2 separate regions of the Homo sapiens genome follow, and region 2 is linked to region 1. Evidence: chromatin loops called from intact Hi-C (ENCODE). Cell type or tissue: CD14-positive monocyte. All regions are shown on one strand. Each heading gives the region's core, and the rest is flanking DNA. Links, peaks and the distances in the headings are about the cores only.

Region 1 (12,394 bases), core at 212-8,211:
AACCAAGAATGTACTAAGGAAGTATTCTGAATGAAAAAGTTTAATATTGTTAACCTATAAATTCAATGCAATCCCAATAATCTCACTAGAATTACTTCAAGTGAATGTACAAAGCTGATTCCAAAATTATCTAGAAGAGCAAAAGTATTCTCAAAAAGGAACAATAGTGAAAATGTTTTTTCCCAAAGATACCAAATTACAAGATAAAGCTACAAGACAGTATCATTACTCATATTAAAAAAAAATAAAATAGTACTTTATAGTAAAGAATCTAGACCTATGTACTTATGGGAACTTTGTATTATACAAGTTCTAACTCTTGGGTAAATTATAACATTCAATAACTGGTGCTAAGAAACTGAATATGAATACCACATAGAAAATAATTGTTAAATCCCTATCTCTCTACTGGGGGGGGAAAAAAAGGTGGGGGCCAGGTGTGGTGGCTCACACCTGTAATCCTAGTACTTTGGGAGGCCAAGGCAGGAGGATTGTTTCAGGCCAGGATCTTAAGACCAGCCTGGGCAACACGGCAAGACCCCATCACTCAAAAATTTAAATAAATAAATAAAACCCCACCTTGCTCTACATACAAAAAAGAAAAACACAGATGCATTGACCATAAAATGACAACAAAAACAAAAAAGCTACAGATTTATATAATTTTGAGATGTAAAAAGCCTTTCTACAGTAAGACAAAATCAGAAAGCATAAAGAAAAAGTTAGTAAATATGACTGCATAAAGTGTAAAACTGCAACAAGGATAAAGAGAAGACAAGGGAACATATAAAGGATTAATACGCATACATATCTAAAAGTTTGGTTTCGTAACAGAACTAAAAGAAGAGTTCATTAAAGATTTATTCATCTAGAAATGAATGTACACAAAAATCAGGAATTACAAAAATTACAAATACCTAACAATCTAAGACTTGCATAAGAAAAAATTTAATATTTATCTAACCTGAATAACCCAACCGATAATCATTTAGAAAAACAAATCACTGTCCTAAATTACAACTTCATATTTTATAACTAAGATAACAGATTAACATACTTGATGGAAAGCATGGATCATCAGGGTAAGTTTCTCTATCATATAAGAATGGATGATAACGGATAATCCCTTCCACTACACCATCTCCTTCAACATGAGCTTTGAATTCAAAACTATCAGCTGCTGTGTTTACATACAACGTCTGCATGTCGTCTTGTATTTCCCTTAGGTTGACAATCTTAGGTACCTTCCCTTTTTCAAACATAGAAATCTAAAATAAAAAGGAAACAAAAATAATTAAATTCTATGGTAACTTTACTTTTGTTCTCAGCTATGATTCAACAACAGAATAAGTAAAAATTATGTTTATTTGTACAAGTAACAATCTGGCTTAATGAAATACATATATTTACATATGAGTTAAACAGCTTTAAGTAGCATCTCAATAAGGAACATACTACTAAAAAATATAAAGTAAGCAAAGAAACAGCAAATCAGAGCTGAAGGACAGAAAAGTCATGAGTACATTTAATTCGAGGTTTCTTGCTAGAGGTAGGAAGTGGGACAACATCGTATGTGAAATTCTAACGTGTGGGTTAGAGGATTGAGAATCCAATACTCAAATGCTCTGTGCTGCTAAACCTTGTCACCACGATATAACTTCTACAAACAAAAGGAAAGCTACATTATCTCCCTTTTCCTCCATGCTTCAAGAGATGATTGATGTTCAGTAACAATGCATAGCTCCACAGAAGAGAGACAAAAAAAGATAAACCAAGCCTACAGTAAATAAAGGTTTGAGAAAAATACATCTAGGAATAATCTCTTTAGTTGGATATCAAACAATGAAAGTAGTTTGGTAAAAAACAAGGAGAGAGAAGTTGTCTAATTATCAAGTGTTTTTTATTATCCTGAGTCATTTGGAACTGGAACAAATATCTCATAATTTTTATTATTTTAAGATGGATTTTTCTCTTACTTCAATATCAATATTGTTGAAAGGTTCAACTTCTTTTGATGTTCGTATTTCATTTCCTTTTGGGCCATGAATATAGTAGTGATAAATATGCCTAAAATAGAGAAGAATAATTTTATACTTTTAATTCACATAAAATTATAGTTAATGTAATCTTCTATCAAAATATTTTAACACTATTTACTAGGTATCAAGCACTTTATTAAGCATTTTAAAATACATATTCCATTTAATGGTAAAAACAATTGAGATGCAGGTATTACTGCATCTCATTTTACAGATATAGAACCTGGGGTGCAAGAAGTGTATGTAAGTTATCTGACATCACAGAATAGAGTTAGGGAGCCGTGGGCTTCAACCCAGACCTTTCCAACTTCAAAGACCACATACACCACTTCCAAGAGGAATAATTCATCAAATAAATATAAACTAGACAGCAAGAGTCTATAATTCTACTTACCAGGTACGTTCCAGAAAGGACTCAATTATCGGTGGTAAACTGGATTAGGTATCTAATCTCAATAAGAGAATACCATTCCAGAACAGCAGTCCCCAACCTTTTTGGCACCAAAACCAGTTTCATGGAAGACAATTTTTCCAGAGATGGGAGTTGAAGGGGGGTGATTTGGGATGAAAATGTTCCACCTCAGATCGACAAGCACTAGAGTCTCATAAGGAGCACGCAATATCTCACATGCACAGTTCACATTAGGGTTCGTGCTCCTATGAGAAATCTAGTGCTGCCAGTGATCTGACAGGAGGCGGAGCCAGGTGGTAATGCTCACTCGGGCCCACCACTCACTGTGGGGCCGGGTTCCTAAAAGGCCACAGATGGGTACCAGTTCACGACCGGGGCGTTGGGGACCCCTGTTCTAGAACATTCATCTCTCCTCTCCTATAGCACTGAGACAATCTTACCCTAAGATTCCAAAAACAAAACTAGTAAGTTTGACACCATCTCACTGAAAACCAACATTTTGGAAATAACACCTCTTTATTTTTTCAGAAAAGGTTAAAAAAGATTATATTTTGGTAACATTGTTCAGGATTATAAAATACCACGTCTTTATTCGTGAAATAGAAATTTGCAATATTTCTTCATAATCCTTCATTAGAGCAAGAGTATATTTAAATTATGTGTTAATGTACACTGAGTTCCTTCAATAAACTATAAAATAGCTAATAAAATATGTACTTGAAGAAAACTGCAAAGTCCTACTTAAATACCTTGGGTAACAGGGATAATAAACAACTTCAACAAGAAAAAAGGTATTCCTAAAACCAAATTTATTTTCCCATAAAAAAATTTTAAAATTCTCTTAGCGTATAATTACGTATAAAATTGAGACTCTCAAGAACAATAGCCTTTTGGGTAAATGTAAAAAGATACATTTTTAAAATATGAATTTTGAGCAGATGTACCCATTTTGCAAGTCTCAGTAATTCATACTAATGCAAATTAGGGAAACAATACAGTAAATCGTATGTATCACATAGCTATAAAAAAAAAATTTTAGGCCGGGCGCGATGGCTCACGCCTGTAATCCCAGTACTTTGGGAGGCTGAGGTGGGTGGATCACCTGAGGTCAGGAGTTCAAGACCAGCCTGGCCAACACGGCAAAAACCTGTCTCTACTAAAAATACAAAAATTAGTTGAGTGTGGTGGCACGCGCCTGTAATCCCAGCTACTCGGGAGGCTGAGGCAGGAGAATCACTTGAACCCAGGAGGTGGTGGTTGCAGTGAGCCAAGAGTGCGCCATTGCACTCCAGCCTGGGCAACAAGAGTGAAACTCCGTCTCAAAAAAAAAAAAAAAAATTTTTTTTTAGAGCCATTAAATAACTATTCCTCTGATTTGGTCTAATGGAATATAGAGTCCCTACAAGTGTTACTGGAATAAAAACACAATGATTATTTTCAGTACTAATGTCATATAGGCACATATGTACGTATATTTTTTATTTTAATAGGCTTGATGCATTCATTCACTTGATAAACATTTGAGCATCTACCATGTAGCAAGTATTCTTCTAGAAGACATTGGAGATACAGCAGTGAATTTAACAACAAAAATAAATATATATGGTATGGAAGATTACGACAGGTCCTATGGAAAAGAAGCACAAAACGGGGTCATGGAAGTGATATAGTGCTCAATCTGACAAACTGTGAAGTTCTTTTTTAATTTTATAATATTGTCAAAATCCTGTGCCTCAAATAATGCTCAGTACACTAGAGGTGATCTATAAATATTTACAGAATAAATGAATAGAGAGCTGTTTTAACACCAATATCAGAGTACTGGATAATACTAAAGGGAAGAAAATGAGACAGGAGCAAAACGGATACCAAAGAGGCTTCAATATATCTGTAATGTTTTCTGCCTTAAAAAAGTTAAGTAGCAACATTTCCTAAGCCAAATATAATTACTTACGCTAACTGTCGTGTCCAAAGGTGGAAATAATTTTTCAAGTACTGTATGTGTTCTGGTTGTACCCCTGTGATAACCACAGCAGTAAAGCTATCTTTTTCCTTCTCCTCTATGATAAGATGATGTAGAAATCTTTCATCATCATTTGTAATGTGAACAGAATCAGAGGGCTACAAGAGTGAACAGAAATACAACAGATTAAATCATCTAAATTATAATTATACAAATAGCTATTGCATCAAATTTTAATGTGATTTACTTGGAGTTTCACAAATAGGTTTCAGAAAAGCTTTGGAGGAAACTGGCCCAATACAACAAACTGGCTGAGTATGTGACAACACTGTGAAGACAAGGGAACTTTCACACAGACTGCTAAACTAGCATGCATAAAGAGCACCCTATCTTATAATGCTAAACCGATTTTAGAATCATAAACGAAAAGGTAAAGACAAATACTGAGTTTTAAAATGCCTTAAAAAATTGAGGACACTTACCCCTAGGGTAGAATGAACGCTTGCTTGGGAGACCTACCACTTAACTTGGTCAGGACCAATGCCCAGCCCTCCATGTTCAAGAAAACTACAGGGCAGGCTGGACCCAGCTAGCTAAGCCCAAACACATAGTGCTTAAAAGTAAAATCATCCTGGACACCAACCCACTTTCAGAGAATATCTAAAACTTATGGAAGGGAGTTAGTAGGGGAATTTGAGGATAAAATTACAAACTTCTCCATCTGTAGTATGAATCTATGTTTTAAAAAATTGCAGGCCGGGCGTGGTAGCTCACTCCCGTAATCCCAGCACTTTGGGAGGTTGAGGCGGGCAGATCACCTGAGGTCAGGAGTTTAAGATCAGCCTGGCCAACAAGCCGAAACCCCATCTCTACTTAAAATACAAAAGTAGCCAGGCGTGGTGGTACACGCCTATAAACCCAGCTACTAGGGAGGCTGAGGCAGGAGAATCGCTTGAGCCCGGGAGGCTGAGGTTGCAGTGAGCCAAGATCGCGCCACTGCACTCCAGCCTGGGCAACAAGCATGTCTCAAAAAACAAACAAACAAACAAACAAACAAACAAAAAACATGGTATGCACGCATGCGCGTTTGTGTGTGTATTCATATACAGTCATATGTCACATAACATTTTTGTCAACAATTGACTGCAGTGGTCCCATAAGATGATACAGTATTGTAAAATTAGTGTACCTTTTCTATGTTTAGCTACACAAATATTTACCATTCTGTTACAACTGCCTGGGGTAACAAGCTGTACAAATTTGTAGACTAGGAGCAGTACCCTATACCATATAGCCTAGGTGTGTAGCAGGCTATGCCATCTAAGTTTGTATAAGTACACTCTATGATGTTCACATAGCAACAAAATAACCTAATGACACATTTCTCAGAATGCATCCCTGTCCTTAAGTGATAGGAGACTATATCTACTGTGTATGTTGCTATATACATTATAAAACTGTGGAAATAAAAACAGACTAAACTATTCTATCTAGGAAATCAAGTTGATTTTTAAAAATAAGTATGTATGATTACTTGCTTAATTAAAAAGTGTTACAGCTCTTTCAGAATTTGTCTATCAAATTCTAAAATTTCTGATTTAAAAAACAATAAATCCTTAAGACCATACCCCTTCAAAACCATTATAATGCATCTCTATACACTAATTGCTAATATCACAGCTACAATATATACAAGTAACATTTCATATACTTTGAGTCAGGAGATTAGTCTGAATTTACTAACGATGCAAATTCATTATCCAAATATTTATCAAGCATCTTCTGTAAGTCCTATGCCTCAACTTGGGCCTGAGAAAGATAGGTTCAAGATAAATAAGACAGTGCCTTTGTGCTCTACAAATTCCATCTGGTAGGAGATGAAAAAACAAATGATTACAAAACAATATGCTATTATGTATGAAGATATGAACCAAGAGCTACAGAGGTAAAACGAGGGTGACAGTCACCCAGCAGATGACTGAATAATAACATTCCAGACAAATGAGAACATGAATTCAAGAGCATAAAGGAAACAAGGTAGTTTTAGGACATACGATAAACATGATAAAAGATGAAGCGGGATGGCTGAATTAGAGCAGTGGAAAGTGGGTGGAAGAGAGGATAGATGAAAGAAAATAATATAAAAGACAAAATTAAATGTGCTGAATGATTAACAAAAAGGATTACCAACTTTAACTGCATGGCTAGTGGATGCCAGTAATTGTAAAGGGTAGTTGAGAGGAAGACAGGAGAAGGAGAGAATAAGAAAGGTTTACGGATAATATTTGATCTCTTTCTTTTAAGAGACATGGTCTCTCAATGTTGCCCAGCTGGTCTTGAACTCCTGGGCTCAAGAGATTCTCCCTCCGCAGCCTCCCAAACTGCTAGGATTACAGGCATGAGCCACTGTGCCCAGCCAATATTTGACTTCAAAGGTACCAAAAGTGAGTTACTCCTCGAACACCTAAGAAAGAACATCTAATTGAACCTGGAAATGAGTGTACTGGATATGATCAGTTGGTATTCATCACCCATTCCTACCACCTTTTACTGTACTCTCTTGGGCTGCAGAGGTTGGAAGGCAAAAAAATACTGTTTGGATTGTGGATGCAAATTAGTTTTCACCAATTAGATGTACCAGCCAAAATGTGGATGCCAAAAATGAAGCAGAGGCTATTTCCTGAAGTTTTTTAAAAGTTTTGTGTTATCACACAAGGCACTGAAAGATCAGTAACCAGGTTTCAGGTTTAAAGTGTCAAAAGGCCACTGCAGCCCTAGTTATGGCCAGAAACTCTGTTTTCCAGTTTTGGAGCAATTGTGGCAGTGAGATCATTCCAACTCGTGGATCACAGATACAGCAGCGAGTTCCTGAATCCCAGACCCAGTGGTGGTCCTCTAACTGAATGATTATAGCAAATGTTGCAGCATCCCTCCAGGATAACTTCAGATTCCTGGCATCATTCTAGAAGGCTTAGCCCATAATTCATTCCTTTGGCCCTTCCAATAATCAGGTAAGCATCTAATTCCCTCTATTAAATATTTTCTGTTAAAAGGCCCAGGATGGTCTGTTTCCTTTACTGAAGCTAGCATGATTCAGTGTCTCAGTATTGAGAAAAGTTTTCACACGAAACACAGATTTGAGAGCTTTTGACATAAGTAGCAAATAACACATCTTTAGAAAAGGTAAGACTGTTGACTATAGAACAAGAACCACCAATTCCACCCACATTCTGAAAACTGCTCACAGATCAGAGATAGAAGTCCAACAAAAATAGGCTGGAAAAGACTAGTCAGAAAAGGAAACAGACCAGGTACTTGTTGGTACCCAAGAAATGTTTGTTGGGAAGAACTAAGCACAAAACACAGAAAAGGCTGGCAGAAAAATGGTGCTCCAAGAGACACAGTTGTATACAAGCTTTGTAATATGCACACAGTTTTGAAAACCACCTAAATTCTCAATTCCTATTTTTCACCAGTTTTATCATGGCAAGTAATATTTCCACCATTATATTTTATAGGGCTCTGTGGTGGTTAAGACAAGATGGAATACTGTTATGTAAAAATATCAAAATATGCAATTTGTTAAGTAAATGAAACAAAGAAAAGAAAGTAATGTCCTGCACAAAGGGTATATTAAGTTATCGAGAAAATAAAAGTGGATAATAAAATGGAAAAAAAAAATCCAACCCATCAACTAATGAAAGAAAAGGTTTTTTTTTTTTTTTTCAATTATCAAATGGCCAACATTTTGCTGCCCTCTCCCCTTCTCATTCTTTTGAAAAATAAATGATCAGAAATGTGCTTCCATACAGTTGTTGGAAGTGTATGTGACTTTGGGTTTAACCTTTCTGACAAGCAGTTTTGAAATACATGCCATGAACATTTAAAAAGTTCAAATTCAGGCTGGGCGTGGTGGCTCACACCTGTAATCCTAGCACTTTGGGAGGCCGAGGTGGGCGGACTGCCTGAGGTCAGGAGTTTGAGACCAGTCTGGCCAACATGGTGAAACTCCATCTCCACTAAAAAAAAAAAAAAAAAGAAAAAAATTAGCCAGGTGTGGTGGCATGTGCCTGTAATCCCAGCTACTCAGGAGGCTGAAGCAGGGGAATTGCTTCAACCAGGGAGGCAGAGGTTGCAGTGAGCTGAGATCATGCCACTGCACTCCAGCCTGGGCAAGAGAGTGAGACTCTGTCTCAAAAAAAAAGTTCAAATTCATTACCACAGCTATTAAAATTATAACAATCTAACCTAAGAAAAAAATCTGTAATTCAGGTAAGATGTTATGCAAAGATACTCATCGCAATGTCTTTACAATTACTGTAAAATCCTTTAAATAAGCCAAATGCTCAACAGAATCATGAAATTATGTTACATTCATTGAAGGAAATGTTATAAAGCTACTAAAAACCATTGTGTATCAAAATATTTTATAATGGGGAAATACTCAACATGTTAATTTTTTAAATGTGGGATCAAAACTATTAAGTATATATTTTAAAAAGCTGAATTAGAAGGAAATTCACCAAAATGTTTCAGTAGGCTTCTCTAGGACTTGGGAGTATTTTTATCTTCCTTAGGCTTTTCTATAAAGTTTCCTACAAGTTGTTTTAGAATCAGAAAGCCAAATTTTTAAAAGTTCAAAATTACCTTTTAAAAATTTTTTATTGTTTTTGAGACAGTCTTGCTCTATCGCCCAAATTGGAATGTAGTGGCATGATCATAGCTCACTTGCAGCTGGGCTCAAGTGATCCTCCCACCTCAGCCTGCTGAGCTGCTGGGACTACAGGCGCACACCACCACACCCGGCTTTTTTTTTTTTTTTTTTTTTTTTTAGTAGAGACAAGGTCTCCTATGTTACAGAGGCTGGTCTTAAACTCCTGAGTTCAAGCAATCCTCCCACCTCAGCTTCCCAAAGTACTGGTATTACAGGACTGAGCCACCATGCCCAGCCCAAAATCACTTTAAAATAAATATTTTCCCGTAATCCCAACACTTTGGGAGGCCAAGGTTGGAAGACTGCCTGAGTCCAGGAGTTCGAGGCTGCTGTGAACTGTGATAGCACCACTACACTCTAGTCCAGAGGGACAGAGTGAGACCCCATCTCTTAAAATAGTAAGTAAACTAACTTATATATTAAAGATTTTAGATTAAAAATCATGTTTCAGGCTGGGCGCGGTGGCTCACGTCTGTAATCCTAGCACTTTGGGAGGTTGAGGCAGGCGGATCACTTGAGGTCAGGAGTTCAAAACCAGCCTGGCCAACATGGTGAAACACTGTCTCTACCAAAACTACAAAAAAAATTAGCAGGGCATGGTGGCAGGCACCTGTAATCCCAGCTACTCGAGAGGCTGAGGCAGGAGAATATCTTGAACCTGGGAGGTGGAGGTTGCAGCGAGCTGAGGTTGCGCCACTGCACTCCAGCCCAGGAGACAGAGTGAGACTCCATCTCAAAAAAAAAAAAAAAGAAAAAAAATCATGTTTCAAACAAAGAAGAGTTGAAGGAATATACAATAAATATACCATTTACTTGCCACCAAGATTCAAATTTGTTAACATTTTGTCTTATGAACACAAGAATTTCAATGCAAACTTGTAAGAGCAATCTCTCATTTATTTCTCTAGAGGTCCAATTTCCTGAAAGTCCATTACCCTGTTACTGTTTTTCTACTCTATAATTTTATTATACAACAAAGATTTTAAAACCCAAATTCAGACCAGGGAAAAAAGCTTACAATCCTACAAGCAATTTACAGAAAGCTTAGTAAGCTTTATGAGACAACTTGTCTGAAGATTTTTGGCTTGAGAAAGCCCATTTTTGTTATTATGACTAAAGGAAAGGGTAACTCATTTTGAAAATTTCATACTTTCAAGTTAAGTTCTGTCCCACCGTCTATCCAAAGGAGTAAATTTATAATTATGAGTTAAAATGTATTGTACCTTTCTGTTTCTAATATATCCACTATATATTGCCTCTTTATTTTTCTCCTTCTTCTCAAAATCTTCTTTAGAAAGCACAAGCTCGTGAACATCTTGGGAATCTGCAGGTTTGCTTATCATCTGTTAAATATTAAAAAGAGTACTTTTTAAATTCCTAATAAACTGGTTAATGCATTTAGACAGAGTCAACTTCAAAATATTTTGATCAACTTTCATTTATAAGAAATCTTTTTACTTACTCTGGCTGATTGTCCAACAAAGAAGACAGCTTGCTTGCCCCCAACACCAAAATAGGAAATATCACTATTTAAACTGCGTGGCACTGGTACTGGACGAACATATCCTGAATGATCACTAAAATAAAACATTAATGCAGTGATTTTAAACAAGCTAGTTAAGTGTCAAAAGAAACTTTCATTGCACTTGTATTCAGTGTTAATAAAATGATCACGCCTGCAAACACCCCTAACTGAAAGGTGAAATAATCAGTGTCAAGACATCTACTCCAGTGCATCTCAAAGTGTAGTCCCCAGGCCAGATGCATCAGCTTTAGCTGAAAACTTTTAAGAAATGCAAACTCTTGGGCTCAATCCTACTAAATCAGAAAATCTCTCAGCAAACAGGACTAAATAAGTATTTTTATTATCCTCATGCCTCTAAAACTTTCCTTCAAAACTGTTTGCTACTTCAAAACTTGCTAAAATATTGTCTGAAGAATAATGGTAATTAGAGCAAAGGAGAGTCTCACTTCCATATATCATGATAAATGAAGAGCTCTGAGGGAACAGTGCACCATAACAATATTCTGAAGAAGAGGCATCACTGGTCTTTCAAAATGTAGGCAAAGTCTCCGGGGACATCATCCCCCATTATCAGAAATAAACAGAATGAAGGTGAGGCTGGAACCACTATTAAACTCAATGGAAAGATTAAAGAGCAGGTGTGACATAGCTGGAGAGAATTAGAGAACAGAAAGATGCAAAGAACGTAACCACAGGAAACAAAGAAAGAAAAGAAAACTGAAAATATCAAAGTGGCGTTAAAAGACATAAATGACCAAAGGAAAATATCTGGCACAAGATTAAATGCAGCTCTAGAAAGAGAAGGGACAGAGAATGGAAAATAGCTGTAAATATTCTTGAACCAATAAAAGACATGGCTTCACAGATCCAGGAAAACCAAAAGAGCCCAAACAAGATACATAAAAAGAAATCAACATCACTGTAAACACCAAAAACCAAACAGAAGAACTAGAAAATAGACTAAGAGATAAGACAGGACAAAACAGATGAGCAGGCTTTGACAGCAACAGTAAAAGACAGAGAGGAATATTATCTCTATAGTGCCTGAAAAAAATCTGTTAACCTAAAATTGTCAACTAGAGAAAAATAAACAATTTATAGATAAAAACCAAAGTAATTTACCACCAGAAGACTTGTTCTAAAGAAATGTTCCTACAAGCACAATCTAACATACAAGAGGTCACCATAATACAACACATACAAAAGTAATTTTTTTAAGGACTACATATGAGACATTTACTGGTGTGGTGAAAAACTGGTGTGTGCATATTGTTGAATTTCTAAAAAGTCACACTTTAAATACCTTCAATAACAAAAGTGTCATTTCAGGAAGGGAGTGACCAAAGCTAATGAAGTCCTTAAGTTGGGGGAAGGAAAATATTTTAAATCCTGAAATCTAAAGTTAAATATGCATGTTAAAACTTCAAAGAAGATCAGAGAAGATATAAAGTCTAAAATATTAAAAAGAAAAAGATGGAGCAAGAAAACAAAACAGCAGAAGACAATAAATTTAAGAGAAAACAGAAGAAACAGAAACAGAAAGAATGGGATAAACAAAAACATTTTAATTGGTATAAAAAGTCCTATCCTCATATATAAATAATCAAAATAAAGACAACATTGACCAGGTAGGACACTGTAATACCAGAGATACAAAACAACAAAAGCACCCAAAAAAGTATCCCCTCACAATACCCTCCCAACATCTACAATCACATCCCCACACAACATACACAAACTG
Region 2 (12,394 bases), core at 3,768-11,767, 71 kb before region 1:
TTCTGAGGGGACAAAAGAGAAACTATGTAAAACGAAATTTCAAAGATTTCCCCCAGATTTTCAAGACATGCAATGGGAAATATTTAAAAAGGAGACTTTAAAATACATTTCTCTTGCTAAAATTTATATGTTGGTAAAAATCTCACATATTGTCCAAGAATTTTGTATTGGATGAACTATTAAAATGTGGAAGCCATATATTTATATGCTTAGGATCAAAGAACTGCTTTTTTCTAAAAATTGGAATAATATTTTAAAACATTGTATATTAGCAACTTGTTTCCTAATACATAAATTTATATTTAACTTGAATTAAAATTCAATTTTTCAGTTTGCGGATCTGAGGTTTGGGTAATAACGTAACACGGTTTTGGTCATACACATTGCTACACGTTACCCCCTATTTTCAGTGGACAGTATATTTGTGAAGTTATAGGGCATATAAAAAAACTATCACAGACTTTAGAGTCAGAGAGACCTTGAGTCACATCTAAGCTCTGCCTTTAACTATATTTTAACAAGTTATTTGAGCTCCCTGAATTTCAATTTCTTTATGTATAAATGAGAAATACTACAAATAATAGTTCATATGGTGGTTACAAAAGTAGAATATACATGCAAAGGCAATAACCAAAGACTCCAGAGTCAGACTACTTGGGGTTTCACCCCTGGCTCTGCCACTTGCTATCTGTGCAACTCTGAGCAAGTTACTTGACCTCAGTTTCAGCTGGGCATGGTGGCACATGCCTGTAGTCACAGCTACTTGGGGGGCTGAGGCAGAAGGATCACTTGAGCCCAGCAGGTGGAGGGAGCAGCGAGCCACAGTCTTACCATCGTACTCCAGCCTGGGTGACAGACTGTCTCCCCCTCCAAAAACAGAGCTGCATGACATGAAAGCATCTCTAAGTAAACAACAAGCCTTGAACTAATAGATGTTAACAACTTTTGCCACAGCCCTCAATAGTAACATTACAGATTTCAGTTTTAAACTCTGCCAAATCCCTATTGCAATAATGAGAGCAGGTACTTTATTGGAAAGAAGTAAATTACAAAGAACCTGACACTTTTTTGTCACTTTTAGAAGACCCGTTTTAAACAAACAAGATAATAAAATGTACTGCCTTTCAAAAGGCTTAATAAACACAAACCTTTCCCAAAACATCTCCACTGCCTTTAGTATAGTTTGGAAGAGTACACGATCTTCTAGGTTTTTTCTTCAGTTCTTCTTGTTCTGATAGCTTTCTTTTCAGAAGTGCTTCAATGTGTGGCACCTATAATTTATAAAGAAAAATTAACTACAAGACCAATTACTCTTGAACCAGGCAGCCCATAATGACAGTGGAGAAAAATTAACAATTTAGATAACTAAAGAATATAAAGTTGGTAAGTAGGCATTATTAAAAAAAAAACTATCAGAAAATACACACACACACAAAGAAAACACAATTTTAAAAACCATGGTTATAGTAATATAAAGTTCCCACTTCACTGAATTTAAAAAAATCTTAGCCAAGAAATACACTACCTATAATAGGACTTCTCTTGAAACTGAGTTACACATATAAAAGAATATAAATTTTAAAAATCTAGATTGCTTTTTATTTTCTCTTATTTTGTTTACCATCACGTGTAGTGGTTATGCAGCCTTTTCAATGCAGTACTTGAACTGATGTATTATTAATTGCATTTATTGGTGTCATTACATTAAAAATACAAATTGCAATTTCTTTGAATAGAGCACTCTATCATTTTGTTAGTCATTTTTAATGTCTAGTGACGATAATGCACGTCTTTGTACCCTAAAACAACAATACTCAGAATTCCTAATAAAAACTGAATAATTGAGAAAATTGTAGAATAGACTTTAATAAAAAATCTTTCACGTATAGTTGGAAGCTGTACCTGTTGTGTTGTAGGAATGTCAATATTATGTATTTTTAGTTCATTTCGCAATTGGGCCTCTTTTAATCTTGCTTCTTCAACTTGACCTAAAATAAAAAACCAAAAATTTGCATCAATTTCTGATAGCCCCCAAATCATAGTTTTTGAAAAATATTTTAAAGTTCCTTTTGTTTTTTCCTTTTAATGTCTGTTGCTAAAATGAAAACTGATAGGTGACCATTTCAGAAATTCAAAATTAAACTATACATCTTAAGGCTCAATTCTGATATACAAAAATGAGAAAACAAAATTAATGCAACTAAAGGGAGATATGATATACTGCAAACTCCTAGTAATCTTGGATAAGTTACTTAATCTTAATCCACGAGTATACATAATTTATACATAATTGCACAAGGCTGTTCTCAAAGACTTTATAAAAACAATTTTTAGTGCTACACAAATGACATTATCTCACTACTAGATTTAGCTCCTATTATATTCTAAATATCCTTGATCTTGTGCAGGCATACACAAAAGTGAGTACTTTGAGGCAAGCGGTAAATATTTCTTGGTTAACTTGATCAAAATAACACAAGGCCAAAAACCTTAGCAAAAAAATATGACAAATGAAAAGGGAAGAGATGATAGAGCACAACTCAGAAAATGTCTTGTCTTTCAATTATATGAAACATTATTAAGAATTGCAGCAAACGTAGGCTGGGTGTGGTGGCTAACACCTGTAATCCTAGCACTTTGTGGGGGCCAAGGTGGGCAGATCACTTGAGGTAAGAAGTTCGAGACCAGCCCGGCCAACATGGTGAAACCCCGTCTCTACTAAAAATACAAAAATCAGCCAGGCGTGGTGGCATGTGCCTGTAATCCTAGCTACTTGGGAGGCTGAGGCACGAGAATCACTTGAACTTGGGAGGCAGAGGGTGCAGTGAGTGAGATCGTGCCACTGCACTCCAGCCTGGGCGACAGAGACTGTGTCTCAAAAAAAAACAAAAAACAGAAAACAAAACTAAACAAAACAAAACTGCAGCAAACTTTCTGTGAATTGACTCAAGAATAATTTACATATTTCAGTATCAGTGTGTGCTGCCCCAGATACCTCCATAGTATGACAAACTGCAGATGTTTGAAGTAAAATACAAACAGCTCATTACCCAAATGAAAAATTACATTACACATCACTCCCTTGGTGATATTATTATCCAGTATCTTTTGCCAGAAGCTAGAGCTAAATATAAACATTATTATTATGTAGAAAGCCTTAAATTTTCCACAGGTCCAGATTCCTAACAGAACGTGTTGATTTCTTTTAAGCAGGATACAAATTTATTTAAAATAAGAAATACTTCATCTTAAGAATTCTCAATGACAGTATCAACCATCATTACCACCTTTCTGAAACATTCTGTATTTTACTTGTAATTTAGGAAAGTGGAAGCTTGTTTGTGTATCACGATCTCACCTGCCTCATCATTCCCCAAAGCATAATTTTTGTCTTGAATACAAAATGACTTACATTTCATTTCATTAAGAAGCTGTTGGCTGGCTTCAAATAAACTTTTATACATAACAATAGACTGAGATAATTGGTCCTTTTCTTTTGTAAGTGCTGCCATTTGTTGCTGCTTCTTAACATCTAAGAAAAAAAATTGAGATAATTTAAATAATTTAAAAACTGACTTTTCTAAAATATGTCATAAAGTGGTTAGATAGCTAATAAACACCAAGTTAATGGAAAGCAAAACAAGGTTATCTAAAGTATCACTAACAACGGAGTTTAACCATTTATTTCCTAGAAACTTACCATTGTAAAACATGAACGGTAGGATATATGGTTCTAAGGTTCTTGATAAAAGTGGTAGCCGGGGCTCAAATACAATAAAATATTCAGTACTATCCCTTCCAGGACTACTTTCTGCCAGCACCAGACTCTGTACATATAAACAAACAATAGGGGAAAACAAGATTTAAAAAGAAAATTTACAACATATAAATGTTACATAACTCATTATGCTGTTTTCAAGTAAGTGGTTAATTTTAAAGGCCAAAGGCATAGGCTGATCCTTAAGATTCCATTAAACCATTATCACCACCACCACTACCCAAGACATACAACTTTTTACCTTCTGGTATTGGTTTGAAAGCCAAATGATCGTATCAATAAACAGCTTATGTGAAAAGTATATATGATAAAAAATTTCAAGAAAAAGTTATTTCCTTCACATTAGAGATGGCCACTTAAAATTTTGACCTGTAAAATCTTCTTGATTCTAACCTCTAAATTGAAAGCAGCATGAAAGAGCTGATAGTGTGAAAGTTATAAAAACAATCACAAAGCCCAATGCTGAGTTTAAGTTACAGCTGTTAACATGGAAATAGACCCATCAAAGTCCCAGGTGACAGAACAAGAGATTTTGAAAAGCTCTAAAGATTTTTTAAATTGTGTCTTTCTCATTAATGGATAAAAAACCTTTTGATATACTTTAAGACCAAAACATATAACTAGTAAATGACACAAATATATTTTTATCTGAAATGATTTTTTCACACAGTTCTAAGGGAAACGATAGTAGCTGTTTTTGTTTAGACTATAACAATACAATTTACAGAGAAGTAGTATTTTTAAAAAATCTAAATCGATATGGCACTGTAGGTCAATCCATGAAATAAAATTATAAATTACAGCTCACAGACTTTTTCCCAAAGAATATAGAATACAAGCCCACCATTAAACCAACTGCCAATCAGTTTCTGAATGTGGTTTTCAACAGACTTACATAAATGCAAACATGTATTTAAAAAATACTATTTGCATTTTAAAAATAAGTAACATATACTTTAGCAACTTGCTTTCAGCACTCGATTTGATCAATTCATGTGAATGTATAGATGCCAATTTAAAATTTATGTATAGTATAGTATATAGTACTATACTAGTAGTATAGTATATAGTACACTATATACTATACTATATACTGTATACTATATATACTAGTAGTATAGTATATAGTACACTATACTATACTACTCATTCATTGGGTGGCAAATATTTAGTATGTTTACAATTTTTAAACAATTATCTATAACATAGCAAAAATATATCTCCAAATGTTTCTCTGCAAATGTGTTTTCTGGGATGAATAATGAGAAGTATAAGTTTATTTTAAAAGGTAAGTATCAAATTTCCCTTATAAGAAGCTGTATCAATTTATCCTCTCACCAGCAGTATATGGGAGTGCCCAATTCCCCTTATGCTGGCCAACATTTAATATCAATCATATTTTTTTCTAAAAAGGGGAATTAAAAAGCAACCAGTCATTATTATTTTAACTAACATCTCCCTGAGTGGTACTGAAATCATGCTTCTTATGTTTACAGGTTATTTATATTTTCTTTTCCATTAATTGCCTGCTCATATTCTTTGCCCATTTATTTTTCTACCGGTTTGTCTTTTTTTTTTAATTGATTTGCAAGTAGTTCCTTAGGAGGTTTTAGAAATCTGTTCAATATATCAGTCCTTTAATTATATGTATCTAACATACAGTCATGCACCACATAACAATTCACTAACAAAGGACCACATGTACAATGGTGGTCCCAAAAGATTATAATACTGTATTTTACTATACCTTTTCTATGTTTAGATACACAGATACTATTATGTTAAAATTACCTACAGTGTTCAGTACAGTCACATACTGTACAGGTTTGTAGCCTAGGAGAAACAGGTTATGCTGCTGGGTGTGGTGGCTCATGCCTACAATCCCAGCACTTTGGGAGGCCGAGGTGGGTGGATCGTCTGAGGTCAGAGTTCGAGACAAACCTGGCCAACATGGTGAAACCCTGTCTCTACTGAAAAAACAAAAATCAGCTGGGTGTGGTGGGCACGCGCCTGTAGTCCCAGCTACTCGGGAGGCTGAGGTGGGAGGATTGTTTGAACCCAGGAGGCGGAGGTTGCACTGAGCCAAGAGTGCGCCAAAGCACTCCAGCCTGGGTGACAGAGCAAGACTCTGTCTCAAAAAAAAAAAAAAAAAAAAAAAGGAAATAGGTTGTGATATATAGCCCAGGTGTATAGTAGGCTATATCACCTAGGTTTAAGTATACTCTACGATATTTGCACAACAATGAAATCACCTGATGATGTATTTCTTAGAACATATGCCCGTCATTAAGTGATGACATGACTGCATACAGCAAAATCAATATTTCTCCTTAATTTACTACCTTAAAAACTTTTTTTTTCTACTACAGAATCAGATAATAAACCTGATTATCCAGTGTCAACAATTATCAACACATTGTCACTGTTCTTTTAATTCTGTTTAAGATATGCTTACGTACATAAAGTGTAACCTTTTTTTTTTTTTGAGACAGGGTCTTGCTCTGTCACCCAGGCTGGAATGCAGTGGCATAATCATGGCTCACTGCAGTCTCAACCTCTCAGGCTTAAGCTATCTTCCCACCTCAGCTGCCTGAGTAGCTGGGGCTATAGGTGCGTTGTCACCATGCTTGGCTAATTTTTAAATTTTTTGTAGAGATGGGGTTTTGCCATGTTGCCCAAGCTGGTCTTGAAATCCTGGGCTCCAGCAATCCTACCTTGGCCTCCCAAAGTGTTAAGGTTATAGGCATGAGCTACTGTGCCCCGCAGAAAGTGTAACTTTTAATGTAGTTAAATATAATCTTTTCCTTTTTATCTTGTTTGAAGAGGAATCTCCTATCTCAAAGTTTTATAGTTTTTAATCCCTGATGCATACCTACCAAGAAAAAAGGATAAACAGAATAACAGAAATGAAGAGTCCCAAACTGGATCCAAGTATAAACGGAAATTTGGCATATGAGAAACAAACAAATGCATATCAGAATGAAACTTAGACACTGCCATCAGAAATGTCCAGATCATGTAGGCAAATAATACAGTGAATCTGAATAGCACAATTAACAAACTTAAGCAACTACAAATTTAGATTGTAACTTTAAACAAAGCAATAATGTGGAACATTTACAAACATTGGTTGTGCTCTAGACCAGTGTTTCCTAAACTTCCCTAATGATAAGAATCACCTGCTTTTTAAAAATCAGATTCTAGAGCCCTGCTCCAGACATACTAAATCAATATGTGAGGCAGGAGCCAAGAAGGACTTGAGTTTTCTATTGATTCAGTGAGATATCAGGGTCCTCTAGTGGTAAGAGTACAATTTACATGCATGATGTGAAGAGATTTTTATATACAGCTGCTGGGGAATAGCTAAATCTCTTGTCTGAATCTCAGGAGTATATACAGCAGGTTTAGCAATTTCAAATGACCATAAGGGGGCCAAGAAAACTGGAGACAGGCCGGGCACGGCGGCTCACGCCTGTAATCCCAGCACTTTGGGAGGCCGAGGCGGGTGGATCACAAGGTCAGGAGATCGAGACCATCCTGGCAAACACGGTGAAACCCCGTCGCTACTAAAAATACAAAAAATTAGCTAGATGTGGTGGTGGGTGCCTGTAGTACCAGCTACTTGGGAGGCTGAGACAGGAGAATGGCGTGAACCCGGGAGGCAGAGCTTGCAGTGAGGGGCAATCGCGCCACTGCACTCCAGCCTGGGTGAGACAGTGAGACTCTGTCTCCAAAAAAAAAGAAAACTGGACATAGCTAAACAGGAAAACAGGTAAAGTTTTCTTTAGAAAACTTTCTTTAGAAAGAAGACTAGATGTCTTCTTCCAACACAAATCCACTCTGCATGTTAAGTATGTCTCCCCACTCCCCTTTGTTTTTCAACGTGGCTTTCATTACCTAATTTTTGTTAGAGCACAAGAAAATCTTACTTTATTCTCCACTATAATAAAAAAGGAAGAACAAGTGTGAATATAAGTGGTAAATACACATGTCCTCAATGTCAATAAATGAAAAGAAGTGGCATGGAAGCGGCTGACTGGAAACCAGACACACTGACAGGAGCAGTCACTGTTCAGGGTGCACATACAGCTGGCTAAGAGAATCCTCACCCAGTGTTGACAGATCTTTAGATTTCACCAAATAAATTAGAAATGCAGATTTTTATGTAAAAATTCCAGAACTTTAAATGTTGGAAACTAATTACAATGAAAATGCTGTACTGGTCAGTCACTGCCAGACCAATTGACAAGTCTTCAGGCCAGGTACAGCTGGCAGGCTCCTACCGTATAAGCCTAATTTTACTGAAACAATGTGATGCTGCAATGAGTTAGACACAGAAATGAACAACAACAAAAATACAAGAAAAGGTAACATTTCATATCTATTAGTACTGTTAGAATTACTGAAAAGATATCAAGAAAATTAATGGATTTGAAAAAGGGTCAATAAAATCCAGATATATCAAAAATTAAAGAAATTAAGGATATCAGAGATAGCACTGTGAATATGATCTGCCCCTCCAATATAAACAAAGGCAAGTTCTAAAAACAAAAGAACATCTCATGAAAAAGTACTTATATACCAAAGAGCACTAATATTTTTAAGAAAAAAATGAAAATTCTAAAAGAAATGGTCGGTAAACAATCTTAGAAAGATTAAAACCAAAAAATATTCGACAAAAATAAATTTTTAATCAGATACTTGGTTAGAATTTTTAAAAGTGTTCACACATATAGTGTTGCTAATATGAGTAAGATAGACATATACTTCTGGCAGGAATATAAACTGAAGAGCACTGGCAGTAACTACCAAAAGGCTTAAAATATGCATATCCTATCTCTAACGCATTCTGCTTCTAGTAATTTCTTAAAGAAATAATATATGCAAAAGGATATATAGTCATCCCTTGGTATCTGTGGGGTACTAGTTCCAGGACTCCCATAGATACTCAAATCCATGCATACTCACATCCCTGATATAAAATGGTGTCGTATTTGCATACAGCCTATGCACATACTCCATATACTTTGAATCATCCCTAGATTACTTAGTAATAACTACTAAAATGCTATGAAAATAGTTGTTGTATTGTTTATGGAATACTGACAAGAAAAATGTATGTATTCAGTACAGATGAAATTTTTTTCCTAATTATTTTTGAATCTACAGATGTGAAACCCACGGATATGGGGGGCTGACTATACATAGAAGAAAGCTAATGGAAGCACTGTTGATAAAAACAAACTTTAGAAAAGAACTAAATTTTCACTAAGGATTGATCAAATAAACTGTGGTCATTAATATACAATGATGTAGGCTTACTTTTACTAAGAATATATTAGAGATGTTGAACAAGAAAAGATTTTTATAAAGGCACAATTCTATTAATGAAATTTTACACCCTCCGAACATGTATATAAATCATATACACACATGGTATGCAGGCAGCATTAGTGTATATGCCGAAACTCTGGAAGGTAATACTAAGTTGCTAAGCATCTATTATCTCTGACAGGTGACAATATCTTGATTATTTATGGAGGTTCTTGCACTGTATATTTTTAAAATACAAATAAAACTATTTTCATTTTAGAAAAAAATGAGTAACAAAGACAAGTTGTTTAATTAAAATTTACCTGGGCTACATTTTTTGTTTCTATCCACATAACGGCAGCTTTTCAATGAAACATAAAACATCACGTACTGTCACTAAAGTTAAAAACAACTAGAATCAGAGAAAGCTGTTATCCCATAGGAAAAACGAGAGTCTTACTTATAAAGATCTTGGGTTCAATTTGTAATAGCAAAAACAGAAAATATTTCAGCTGACTTCCCAATTTAGTGCTATGATTAGAACATCTTCATAGCTATACAAAAGAAAAGGTGTCTTAATATGGTGGTTAAAAGCATTAAATACAGAAATTCTATCTACCAAAAGATATAAAAAATTTACCATGATTTCAGCCGAACCATTCACGAAGGGGAATTCAAGTGTTCTAACTTTCCCAATAAAAAGTGGGGTATCAGTATCTTCCTCATTAGAGCCTTTAATGGTGGCTATTATAGTGCCAACCAAATCAATTCCAGTATGGTTGTCGTAGTCATCCTTAAAACAAAAAATGGAAAACAATTAGAGAAACTGATGAGAAGATTAAACCCAGAGAAGAGCATGTACAAATCAGAAATAATACAGAGAGCCCCCAACATTAAATTATCTGGATCTTTCTTAGTCTAAGCACAAAATTCAGTTCTAAGTTTGAGTGTTCCACAGGCAAGAAATAGTTCCAGAAACCATAAAAGAACAAGAGACTTCAATACAACAGTTCCTACCTTACTAAATTACAAGGACTCCCATTTTAAAATATCACCTTTTCATGTACTTTTAGTACCTACAGATGTGAAAAAGTGCTTAATAAGTTATTATAAACTTGTAGTGACTTTAAATATTTTATTAACACCAGCAGCACCTGTATACATTTGAAAACCAATAGGCCTATATGTGTTTCTCACAATGTTCGGTGCTTATATGATATTCAAAGACCCTTGGAGTAATTCTATGGCACCGTTTACCCCAACAAGATGTTTTGGGAAAAGAAGAGATGTCTAGGGAAGAATAACCCATCATCTAAAACAGGAAAATAAACTGAAAGTAGACAAGCATCCCACCAACCAAATTTTCCATGAAGGTGCAGTCCCACTACTGTGTTTTACATGTTTTTGTTAATATTTTTGACAGCTGTGTTGCTGCTTATGCTTCATGAAATCTGCAGCCTTGGAGGAGCTCTGATTTTCTTTCTTAACTATGAGCAGTCATCAGAACAGATCTCTTTAAAAAAAATACTTATGTCCTTCAGTCCCCTCAGTGAACCGGACATTGAAGAGTCAATATAGTTCACACTCATTCGTGATAGATACACTAAACAGGTGAGTAAAGGTATGTATTAGAAAAGGTAGCAGCTGGGTGTGGTGGTTCACAGCTGTAATCCCAGCACTTTGGAAGGCTGAGGCAGGAGGATAACATGAGGTCAGGATTTCAAGACCAGCCTGGGCAACACAGCAAAACACAGCAAAACCCCACAGAAAAAAAATTTAAAACTAGCCAGGTGTGGTGCTGTGCACCTTGTGGTCCCAGCTACTCAGGAGGCTGAGGTGGGAGGACTGCTTGAGGTTGCAGTGAGCTATGATTGTGCCATGCTACTCCAGCCTGGGTGACAGAACAAGACCCTGTCTCAAAAAAAAAAAAAAAAAAAGGTAGGCAGATTGAGATTTCTGCATTTTGAGTCAGTTCTGCTTATTATTCTGAATTCATTTTATGTATAATGTTATATATTCTCTATTTGTATTCAAATACAAAGATATTTATAAATATTTAATTCATCTGCACAAGTTTTCCCTATAACCTTAATCAGAGTAACTGACAGAATCCATACAAATAATTTTGTACCCTAAAATCAAAGATAATTTTTCTTGTTACCCTTCGCAGTTTTGGAAGAAAATAAACATTACCGTGATACTAAGATGTAGATCTCTGACCAAGGTCCTACTGGCAACTGAGCGAACATTTGAAACAGCTGGTGTAGGTGGTTTAATTTTAGGTACTAACTTCACAGGTTGATTAGGCAGGACTTCAACTATAACCTTACAAAACAAAAGAGACATTCTGATTAACAATATATTGATGCTTTAGCATTTAAGAGGAAGGGAAGACATAACAATGGCACATACTAAATAAAATTAAATGTTACCTTCTAAAATTTATTTCCATTAATCTTTTAAAAGTAATCAATTTGCTTTTAAAATTCAGCATAAAAAAGTTAGGTCAGGTTAATTTTTGGATGTTTACAGCCATCTAAGAACAAACTTAGAGGTATTAAAAAACATAGGTAATCAAAAAAATTAGTATACCGACAGTTTTTTGTTTTTTTGAGACAGAGTCTCACTGTGACACCCAGGCTGGAGTGCAGAGGGGTGATCTCTGCTCACTGCAACCTCCGCCTCCTGGGTTCAAGCGATTCTCCTGCCTCAGCCTCCTGAATAGCTGGGACTACAGGTGTGCGCCCACCACGCCCAGATGATTTTTGTATTTTTAGTAGAGGAGGGGTTTCACCATATTGGCCAGGCTGGTCTTGAACTCTTGACCTCAAGTGATCTGCCCACCTCGGCCTCCCAAACTGCTGGGATTACAGGCGTGAGCCACTGCACCCAGCCTATACCAACAGTATTATATGTAGATGTGTATTTAAACTGCCTTGAACATCACTATCCAGAATTCTAATAACTGAAATACTATTTATTTTTAATTTCCAACTTTCATTATTTTAAAAATTATCTTAGATTCAGGGGGTGTATGTGCAAGTGTATTACATGAGTATATTGCAGGATGCTGAGGTTTGGGCTTCTAATGATCCCGTCACCCAAGTAGCAAACACAGTACCTAATAGGTAGTTTTTCAACTCTTGCCCACCTCCCTCTTTCCCCTCTTTTGCAATCCCCAGCGTTTACTGTTCCCATCTTTGTGTCCGTGTGTACCCAATGTTTAGCTCCCACTTGCAAGGGAGAACATGCAGTATTTGGTTTTTAGTTTCTTAATTAATTTACTTAGGATAATGGCCTCTA

What was found. A loop is a pair of places that touch in the nucleus more often than their neighbours do. Peaks named below come from ENCODE experiments on the same cell type or tissue, not always from the same donor. Only the 100,000 strongest peaks of a DNase experiment are listed, where the experiment ranks them.
Region 2: it touches region 1 in a loop (2.6-fold over the local background); 12 of 110 quality-filtered maps call a loop at or near these places.

What each region holds. Positions count from the first base shown.
Region 1 is chr18:2,686,705-2,699,098 of GRCh38, reverse strand. SMCHD1 (structural maintenance of chromosomes flexible hinge domain containing 1) reads right to left here. Exons shown (of 48, transcript NM_015295.3): 6 at 10,591-10,705; 7 at 10,352-10,471; 8 at 4,406-4,572; 9 at 1,977-2,067; 10 at 1,058-1,268. Among named protein-coding and RNA genes, the nearest start is that of SMCHD1, 37 kb to the right of the region's middle. In CD14-positive monocyte, for the core only: no CTCF peak of the experiment used is centred there; no DNase peak of the experiment used is centred there; H3K27ac peaks cover 1,732 bases.
Region 2 is chr18:2,761,127-2,773,520 of GRCh38, reverse strand. SMCHD1 (structural maintenance of chromosomes flexible hinge domain containing 1) reads right to left here. Exons shown (of 48, transcript NM_015295.3): 36 at 11,285-11,416; 37 at 9,732-9,884; 38 at 3,701-3,827; 39 at 3,413-3,532; 40 at 1,903-1,988; 41 at 1,149-1,271. Among named protein-coding and RNA genes, the nearest start is that of EMILIN2, 80 kb to the left of the region's middle. In CD14-positive monocyte, for the core only: a CTCF peak has its summit at 7,042 (motif pointing left); no DNase peak of the experiment used is centred there.